Regions from separate parts of the Mus musculus genome. Here all the other regions are linked to region 3. A link is a contact called in ENCODE Hi-C or POLR2A ChIA-PET data. All regions are on one chromosome and are shown on one strand. Each heading gives the region's core, a stretch centred on a gene start or an enhancer-like site at or near the end of the contact. The rest is flanking DNA. Distances are from core to core; before and after follow the strand shown.

Region 1 (2,700 bases), core at 30-2,529, 83 kb before region 3:
GAGGAGGGTGGGCTGGGGAGATGGCTCAGGTCTGGGGAAATAGCTGCTCTTGCAGAGAACCTGGTTGTGGCACCTGCAGTTGCTGTCTCAGTGCTCAGCACAGTGGCCTGGATGCCCTGATACCCTGCTAAGCCTGTGTGCACCCCACACAGCATGGCCGCTCTTGACAAGTGCTTTCTTTAACTATTCCAAAAAGGTCTTCAGTGTCCCGACACCTGGGGCTTCCTGCCTGGTCACAGGAACCTGTGTTGTCCACAGTTTGGGACCATCTGGAGTCCGGTGCTCCACTGTACAAATTCAAAAACTCCAGCAGAGCCCAGAGAGGAAGGATTTGTCTAAATCACAGAAACCCAGAGAGGTGGGAAGAAAGCCACCCTTTAGAAGTATCCAACCACTGGGCGTGGTGGCGCACGCCTTTAATCCCAGCACTTGGGAGGCAGAGGCAGGTGAATTTCTGAGTTCGAGGCCAGCCTGATCTACAGAGTGAGTTCCAGAGAAATCCTGTCTCGAAAAAACTATGCTTCCGTCCTATGGCCAAGGCCTCTCTGTCAAGCCCTGAGACTCCCAGCATCTGTCTGCCTGTGTTCCGTGGGGCAGGACCAGCCCCTCAGGAATCAACTTGATCCATCTACAGACTCAGGTTGAGCTCAGGCACTTACTGAAAGGATATCATCCTCAGCCACTCCACCCTCACACAGTCAGCCAGCAACCCTCAGCCCTTCTGGGAGCCCCACCCCGACCTCCAACCGATCGCCTTCTCCCACCCTCCATATTTTGCACTTGGTGTTCTAGCAGAAAGCCTTTTCCCTTTGGACTGAAAAACTCATCCATCAGTGCTCCAGCTCCCGAGGCCTCCTTCTCTGAGAAGCTCCCCTCGAGAATCCTGTCTATGCCGCCCCTGCCCCTTCCCACTGAGATGTTTGGAGAGGGAGCAAGATTCTGGTAAGTGCCGGTAGTGGCAGAGAAGGTTTCTAGCCAGATTTTAGGATTTAGGGTCCCACCGAACAGTTTTCTGTCTCTCACTATGATACAGGAGGAGTAAACTGACTTCTGGCCCAGGTCGGAAGCCCACGCCCTTCGCTGCCTCAGTTTCCCGCAACTACAAACGGGACGGCGGGCCCCTCCTGATCGGCCGGGATGCTAGGGTGGCTCCGGCGGGCGGGGGTCCCGGCGGCCGAGGGGGGCTCAGGAAGTCGCGGCCACAGGAATTCGGCGCTTCCACGCCTTATAAGGACATTTGCTCTGCCAGCCAATCGGCGGCGGGGGCGGCGCTCAGCCCCGTCCCGGGCCGTCCGCCCGCAGCCCGACCCTCTGCCGGTCCCGCTGGTCCTCCTGTCCCGCTCCGGGGTCCCGCGCCATGAGCTCCACGCAGTTCAACAAGGGCCCGTCCTACGGGCTCTCGGCCGAGGTCAAGAACCGGGTGAGTGGGTTGCGGGGCTTGCCAGCCTCGAACGCACGACCAATGGGAGCGGGGCTCGCCAGCCTCGAACGCGCGACCGATGCATGAGCCGGGACAGCTGGGCTTTGCTTTACCCTGATATCCGGAGGGTCTGGGGTGCTGTGGGAAGCTGTGGCGTCTGGGAGGCTGGGGACCCATTTTATCCGCATCCTGAATGTCACCTCCAGCCCCGCCCCTGGACCTCTCAGTCCCCGGCGCCCCGGGCTTCCTGCACTCTGTGCCCCTTGCAGGATGTAAGAAAGTTAAGGTCCGGGAGAGAGAAAGCGAGCACACGAGCGATCCGGGCGTCTGAGAGTGCCCCCTGAGGCCCCATCTTCATTACCTGTCGAAACTTCCGTTTCATCTAAGCCACTTAAGTTGGGGACAGGGAAGGGGGCGGGGCCGGTGGCCTTCTTAACAGGGTGTGGTCCGTTCCAGGACTCCCACACACACCTGGGAAAGGGCTCACTGAGAGGAACCGCAAATGCAGGAGAACACTGAAGTCACCAGTTTCGGAGGGACATCTGGGGAGCCATACAGCAAGGTGTCCTGAGCTGATGAGGGAGACACTGATCCCAGACTTAGGGGGCTCAGGCCTGACATCCTGAAACCTTCTAGATAGATCCGCCAACCACACGCACACACCTGGCACCTGGGAATGCAAGTTTCACAGTCAGCTAAAGCCAAGCAACCTGCCTAGGCACGCTGAAGCTACCAGTCGGACCCACCTCCGACTGGCACCTGCCAGGTCCCTACAAGTGACACGAGAGGCATACCTACCTCATGCCACCCATGTGCTATCCTCAGCCTGCTAGAGACAAGTTGCTATTTCACTTCCCACCCTGGGCTCAGAGAGGTTGCTCTAGCTCCCCAGAGACACACAGCATTCTGACGACCCTGCCCAATTCTTCCTGGACAGACTGGACATCTCCCTGGAACAGAGAAAGTGAAAGAAAGAGTCAGGACAGCCCTAAGGATAGAGTTTTAGGAGCTGGGTGGGGCCAGGGACAGGTCAGCACTTGCTCAGGGGATGAGCTCTCAGATCCCCTCCAACTGTGGAGCTGGGAAGTGGACCCCCCCCCCCCAGTAGCCTGCAGGGGTCACAGAAGGGTTGCATCGTCCACTGGGAGGGGGGATCCGGAGACTTTTCTGCCTGACCTATGTGCCTCAGTTTACCCCCCTAGCTGGCCCATATCCCGTGGGACTTTGTTCGGTCCAGTTGAGGAGCCTGGCCACTGGGGAACAGCTGGTCTTGATTTAGA
Region 2 (2,700 bases), core at 150-2,649, 66 kb after region 3:
GGGCTGGAACCATGGCTCAGGAGTTAAGAGCACTATGGCTCTTGCAGAGGACCTGAGTTGGGTTCCCAGCACCTATACTGAGCTACTCAGAACCACCTGTAATTCTAGCTCCAGAGAGATCTGACACCCTCTTCTGGCCTCTGTGGGCACTTGAAACCACATGTACATACCCCCACACAAAGACATATAAATAGGTAAAAATTTAAAAATAACTCTAGTAATTCTCCTGCCTCAGCCTTGCTTAGACCTCGATATTGATACTTACTCTACTCTCCACCCTGCCAGCCCATACCAAGAGACCTGAGCCAGGATCCCCAGCTTTCATCACCAAGCTGCTGTGACCTCCCCCTGACTTCTCTCACCGGCGGCCCTTGTCCTGAGCCTTGCGGCTCTGTTCAAACAGGGCAGCCTCGTTGAAGGACACGCGGCGGCCGGTGGAGCTGGTGGCTAGGAAGCGCTCTGTTTCGGTGTCCTGGCCCTCGGGGTCTTCCCCCCTGCAGTCGGGGTCTGTGAGGAGAGCCAAGAGAGGGTGGGCCCGGGGTGGGCCGCGCGTGTCTGGCTGCCAGGCAGGCCGCTGGGCGGGGTGGGCTGGGAGGGGGGCACGGGCCGAGTGAGGGCAGGACGGGGCGGGCTGGGCGGGGCGGCGGGCACTCGCTCATCCGCTCACACACTCACTCGCTCTCAGCACGCGCCTGTGCGCACCTACGCCTGGGCGTTAAGGAAACAGAGATGAGTCGGACTCGAACTGCGCCCAGTCTGGTGGGGGAGACAGACAGACAGACCGTCAGGCGGCCCGAGGGGGCGGGCAGGGGGCCGAGGGGTGGGGCGCGGCGGGAGGCACAGTCAAGTGCAGCTAGGGGTGCTGCAAGCCGCGCGGGCCCCTCACCTTGTATAGGGTGGGTGCCGTTGTCCAGATAAGTAGTGGTGGTCTTCTCTGCTTCCTCCATGGCCCTGAGGAAGAAAGGGGAAGAAGAGTGAGCAGGAATGGGGCGTCTCCACTCTGAGGCTCTGCAAGCGCGCCTGGGCATGTGTCAAGTGGTTCCCAGGACAAGCACCTGTTGAAGCGCTGGTGCACCTCCCAGCAGCGTTTGCAGAGCAGAAGAACGCCAGACAGCACCACCAGCGTGCCTCCAACGAACAGCGACATCACCACCACCAGCAGCACATAGTTGTCCAAGATGGGGTCAGGCTCCGCCTGAGTCGGGGTTGAGTGCACAGGGCGGGGCATGTCAGGGCTCCACCGCAGAGTGGGGTTTCCATCCCACCTCTACCCCCAGTCTCCAGGAGTCACCCAACCCACCGTGGGGCGGCTGGTGGCATTGTCCCACGAAGTCGTCAGGGCAACAGTGGCGGTAGTGGCGGCCGCTGTGGCCATGGTGGCCGTGGGCTGCATTTTGAGGCTACAAGTAGGGCATAGAGCCAGCTCAGGTTCAGCTCTGCCGGCCCCTCCCCACAAGAGCCCCTGCAAGTCAGCCCCTACGTCCCCGTGCAGCAGCAGCAGCCGCCGTCACTGGGGTGACTCATGGACAGGTGGGGCCGAGTCTTACAATGTGAGTGCCCCCCCAACTCCCCATCCCCGCAGGGGTGCCTGGAGCCAAGGCTCCCCCCCCCCCCCACACACACACACGCCAGGACCTCTCTTTCGCCATCTTTATCACATAAAAGGTGTCATCGCGCTTGCGCAGCACTGTGTGTGTGTGTGTGTGTGTGTGTGTGTGTGTGTGTGTGTGTGTGTGTGTATGTGTGTGTGTAAATGTGGCTTTCCCAAATGCCAACCACCTCCCTGGCTGGCTGGGGTGGCCAGACCGGCAAGGTAGCGCAGCCATGCCCAGGAAAGGGAAAGCACCCTTGGAGGAACAAACACATGACGCCTCCACAGCATACTCAGGCAACATCCCAGGTGTCCTTCTTGTCTCAGGGTCTCATGGTGCAGAAAAGGAATTGAAGGTAGTGCACCTAAGGTGTGGGCGGGGCTGTACTAATGATTCCCCCACCCCCAGTCACGACTCGATAGGGAAAGGTCCTTGTTCCCCACACTGGTGGGAGTGCAAAGGACAAAAGACGCTCATCTGTTCCTGGCCTGAAAATTTTGGTTCCCATGGCGACGGTGCGCAGGGCCGCGCAGTGGCGGGGGGGGGGGGGGGGGCTGTTGCCAAGCAGAGGGAGGCGGGCGGGGGCGCGGGGGAGGCCGCCCACAGGGGCGCCCCAAGGCTTGGCCAAGATGGCTGCTCACCAGGCCTCTGCCAGAAGCGTGGAGAAACTGAGGCTAGGGCACATCATGGGGTGGGGTGGATTCAGAAGGGGCTTGTTAAAACTGCACCTGACTCAGTCCGGGAATGAAGATGATTCTGGAGTAATAAAGGCCATTTTGGCCATCCATCCCTACTTCCCACACCAGCGTGAGCATGCAAACCCCTTTCCCATGGAAGAAGAGCCCGCAGGCTCCACCGTCACCAGTGTTTTTCAGACTGGATGGTGGAGGAGTTGTGGGGCGAAACCTGAATAAACGATGTACCCCCCCCCAGAAGGCTACGTTTCCTCAGCGCACCCAGGCAGAGAGCAGCGGGCATCAATTTTGGTGGGTGGCATGGGGCGCATACGTAGGTCGGGAAATGAATTCAGGCTGGAGGGGGTGGGGCATGGTGAGGATGGTAATGAGAGGTGGGGGAGGAAGATGGCTGGAGACCCAAGGCGAGGAAG
Region 3 (2,700 bases), core at 4-2,503:
GGCACATGGGAGACCCCAAGATGGTAGCCCCTGGTCCAGGGAAAAGTGGACAAAAGCCAGCCAGATAGTCCCAGGATGCAGACTTGGGCCCTGAGGGCTGGGCAAATGTCCTTGGGAGTAATCTGTGCTAAGGAACTGCCCTACTACCTGTGTGTGTGTGGGGGGGGGGGGGGCTGAGGGCCTCCTCGGGGTGAAGGTTCTATTGTGAGCAACAGAGTGAGAATGTCCCCAACACTGTGACCAAACTGCAAATGTCCCTCTGTAGGAGATATGGATGGACCACAGTGCTGACCAGGTCTGGACAAGTGGTGTGGCCTGGCCTGCGGGCTGAGTCTAAAGCCACTCAGGGTACATGGCTCTCTTTTGCACACTGATTCTCAACTCCTCAATCTAGAGACATACAGATAGATTTTAAAGATTTATTTTGTACATATGGGTGCTTTCCTTACATGTATATAAAGCACACTGTGTGAAGGTAGTGCCTACCGAGGCCCGAAGAAGGTGCCAGACCCCCCGAAACTAGAGTTACAGACGGCTGAGCTCACCATGTAGAAGCTGGGGACAGAGCCTGTGTCCTCGGTAAAGGCATCATACCCCTTAGTTTGTTTGTTTTGTTTTGTCTTTTTCAGACCAGGGTCATGTAGCCCAGGCTGGTCTTCTCAAACACCCTAACGAGCCGAGGGTGACCCTGAACTCCCTGTACCTTCTGAGTGCTGGGATTACGGGGACAACACCACACCTGGGCCATCTGGTGCTGAGGACGGAGCGCAGGGCTTGGTGCATGCCAGGGAGCACTCTCCCCACTGAGCCACAGTCCCTCTGATTGGCAGCACAGGGACAGCTGCTCAGCCTCCAGCCCTAACCTGGAGGGCTTGCTTCAGATGCAGCATCCTTGAGGGGGGACAGGAGTCTCTGAGGCACTTCAGGCACAGTCACTGTCACATGTCCCTTGCTCTGCTGGGCACAGGGCCAGGGGTGTTGAAAGCCAGCGGAAGCTTGGGAAGGTTACAAGTCCACACTCAACCCTCCTGCCTTGTTTTTTTTTTTTTTTTTTTTTTTTTCTTTCTTAAATTAACAAAAACCCAAACAGACTGTGGAGGTTCCTGGAAGGCTGAGTCATGTTCCGGGCTGGAGCAGCACAGGGTGTTGGGTTTCAGATATGGCTGTGGCGCTTGGTCCAGGCAGCCTGGGGCCCTGGGCAGGATAGGCAGTACCCTGTGGCCTTGATCTCATAGCTCCACACAGTAGGGGGTGGGGGACACACAGGGACTGCCGGTCCTGCTGGCTCTGCACCAACTGCACTGTCAGCCCTTAACTCTGAGCTGTATGGCACCAAGGCTTCCTTCCTGAAGACTCCTGGGAGCCTCCCTAACTTACACTCTCAAAGTCTAGAAGCTTCCATCTAGAAGACCCTGGCAAGGCCTAGTCCATGCCAGGAGCTCCCGACAGAGTAACCATACATACCTCCCAGACACTGTTAGTGTCCCCTGGGGGCAAAAATAACTGCTGGCTAAGATCCCTCTAGGTCAGAGTCCTGCACACCCGGAAGCCTCTGTGTCCCACAGTCACCTGCCTGCTGAGTGGGTGGACAGAGAGAAGTTGACCCCAGAAGCTAGGGTCCCCTGAGAGACACTGCTTGCCTCAAAGTGGCGGTCAGTCACAGTAGACCATCCATCAGGTCCACTGAGGGTGGAGAGCCTGGGATGAGAACTGGTGACCCAAGCTACCTTTAGAGTCAGACATGCTGGCACACACCTGTCACCCCAGGATTCAGGGACTGAGATAGGTGGATTGGTAGCCCAAGGGCAACCTTGGCTAAAAGAGTAAAGTTGACACCAGACTGGGCTATGTGAGATCCTGGCTCAGAAACTAAATGAAACCAAACAAAAATAAACTCAAACTGCTTTCCACTCTCTCTAGGAATCGCTGTGTTCCTAGCAGGTATACAACAGCTGGGACCCAGTATGGGGCATGAGGGGACATGGGGTATGTGGAGGCCTTTAGGGCTGTGGGACTGGCCCGCCAGCCTGGGGTATAGGACCCCTTATAACCCAGGCCTGAACACACTGTTGTCAATCACAAGCTCTGCCACCTGTCCACCTGTGTCACCAGAGTGCCCTTGGAGGTGCCCTGAATGCTGACCTTGTCATGGGTAGTTGAGGTGGTGCTGACATCCCAGATGGTAGGCACCTCGTTGAGGCTGTCAGCCTGCAGGAAGTCAGGTGTGTCTGGGATGTCTGACAGGGAATCCACAGATGAAGAGAAGACAGAGGCATTGGAGAGGTCCTCGAGGCATGAGGGGTCCTAGGAGACAGGCAGCAGTGACACAGTGGCCAGCTGTGTGTGCACTCAGGGTCCAGGCGAGCAACCATGTGTTCCAAGTATCACACAGCCAGGAACAGGACACCACAGCATGGAGTGACCATGAGGACATGGCGCTCAGTGAGGGCAAGACACGCAAGGCCGGCCACACAGCGGGGACTCCATAACAGAAAATGTCCAGACTAGAGAACGCAGGCATAGCAAGTGGCTCAGCATTCCCAGAGCTGGGGAAGGGTGGGGTGATGGCCACGACGACAACATTAAAACCACAGGAATGTACAGTTTAAATGAACTATGGAATATGTATGAACCTGAATAACCACGCTGTTTACTTTGTAGCCCAGGCTGCCCTCAGAGTCACTGCAGTTCTCCCCCAGC

The links. Hi-C counts contacts between places; a loop is a spot of excess contacts on that map. ChIA-PET counts read pairs that join two places held with the same protein, here RNA polymerase II (POLR2A).
Region 1: a loop to region 3 is called in a map of Patski, with 2.6 times the contacts of the local background. The contact joins the promoter of Cnn2 here to the enhancer-like site in region 3. A Hi-C loop is called at or near these places in 1 of 37 maps with a recorded cell type or tissue (Patski). POLR2A ChIA-PET finds 5 or more read pairs at or near these places in 3 of 5 experiments (Patski and embryonic stem cell).
Region 2: POLR2A ChIA-PET joins it to region 3 with 10 read pairs in Patski. The contact joins the promoter of Cbarp here to the enhancer-like site in region 3. POLR2A ChIA-PET finds 5 or more read pairs at or near these places in 2 of 5 experiments (Patski and embryonic stem cell).

What each region holds. Positions count from the first base shown.
Region 1 is chr10:79,987,321-79,990,020 of GRCm38, forward strand. Cnn2 (calponin 2) reads left to right here and starts at 1,280. Exons shown (of 7, transcript NM_007725.2): 1 at 1,280-1,420. The coding sequence starts at 1,358.
Region 2 is chr10:80,135,988-80,138,687 of GRCm38, forward strand. It overlaps Cbarp (calcium channel, voltage-dependent, beta subunit associated regulatory protein), which reads right to left and starts at 1,400. Exons shown (of 9, transcript NM_001195268.1): 1 at 1,301-1,400; 2 at 1,056-1,195; 3 at 887-951; 4 at 363-507. The coding sequence starts at 1,393.
Region 3 is chr10:80,070,215-80,072,914 of GRCm38, forward strand. Sbno2 (strawberry notch 2) reads right to left here. Exons shown (of 32, transcript NM_183426.2): 5 at 2,143-2,304. Among named protein-coding and RNA genes, the nearest start is that of Gpx4, 18 kb to the left of the region's middle. Within about 2 kb of position 1,254, at least 3 of the 3 ENCODE cell types and tissues checked have a DNase peak (open chromatin) inside an H3K27ac peak, as active enhancers do.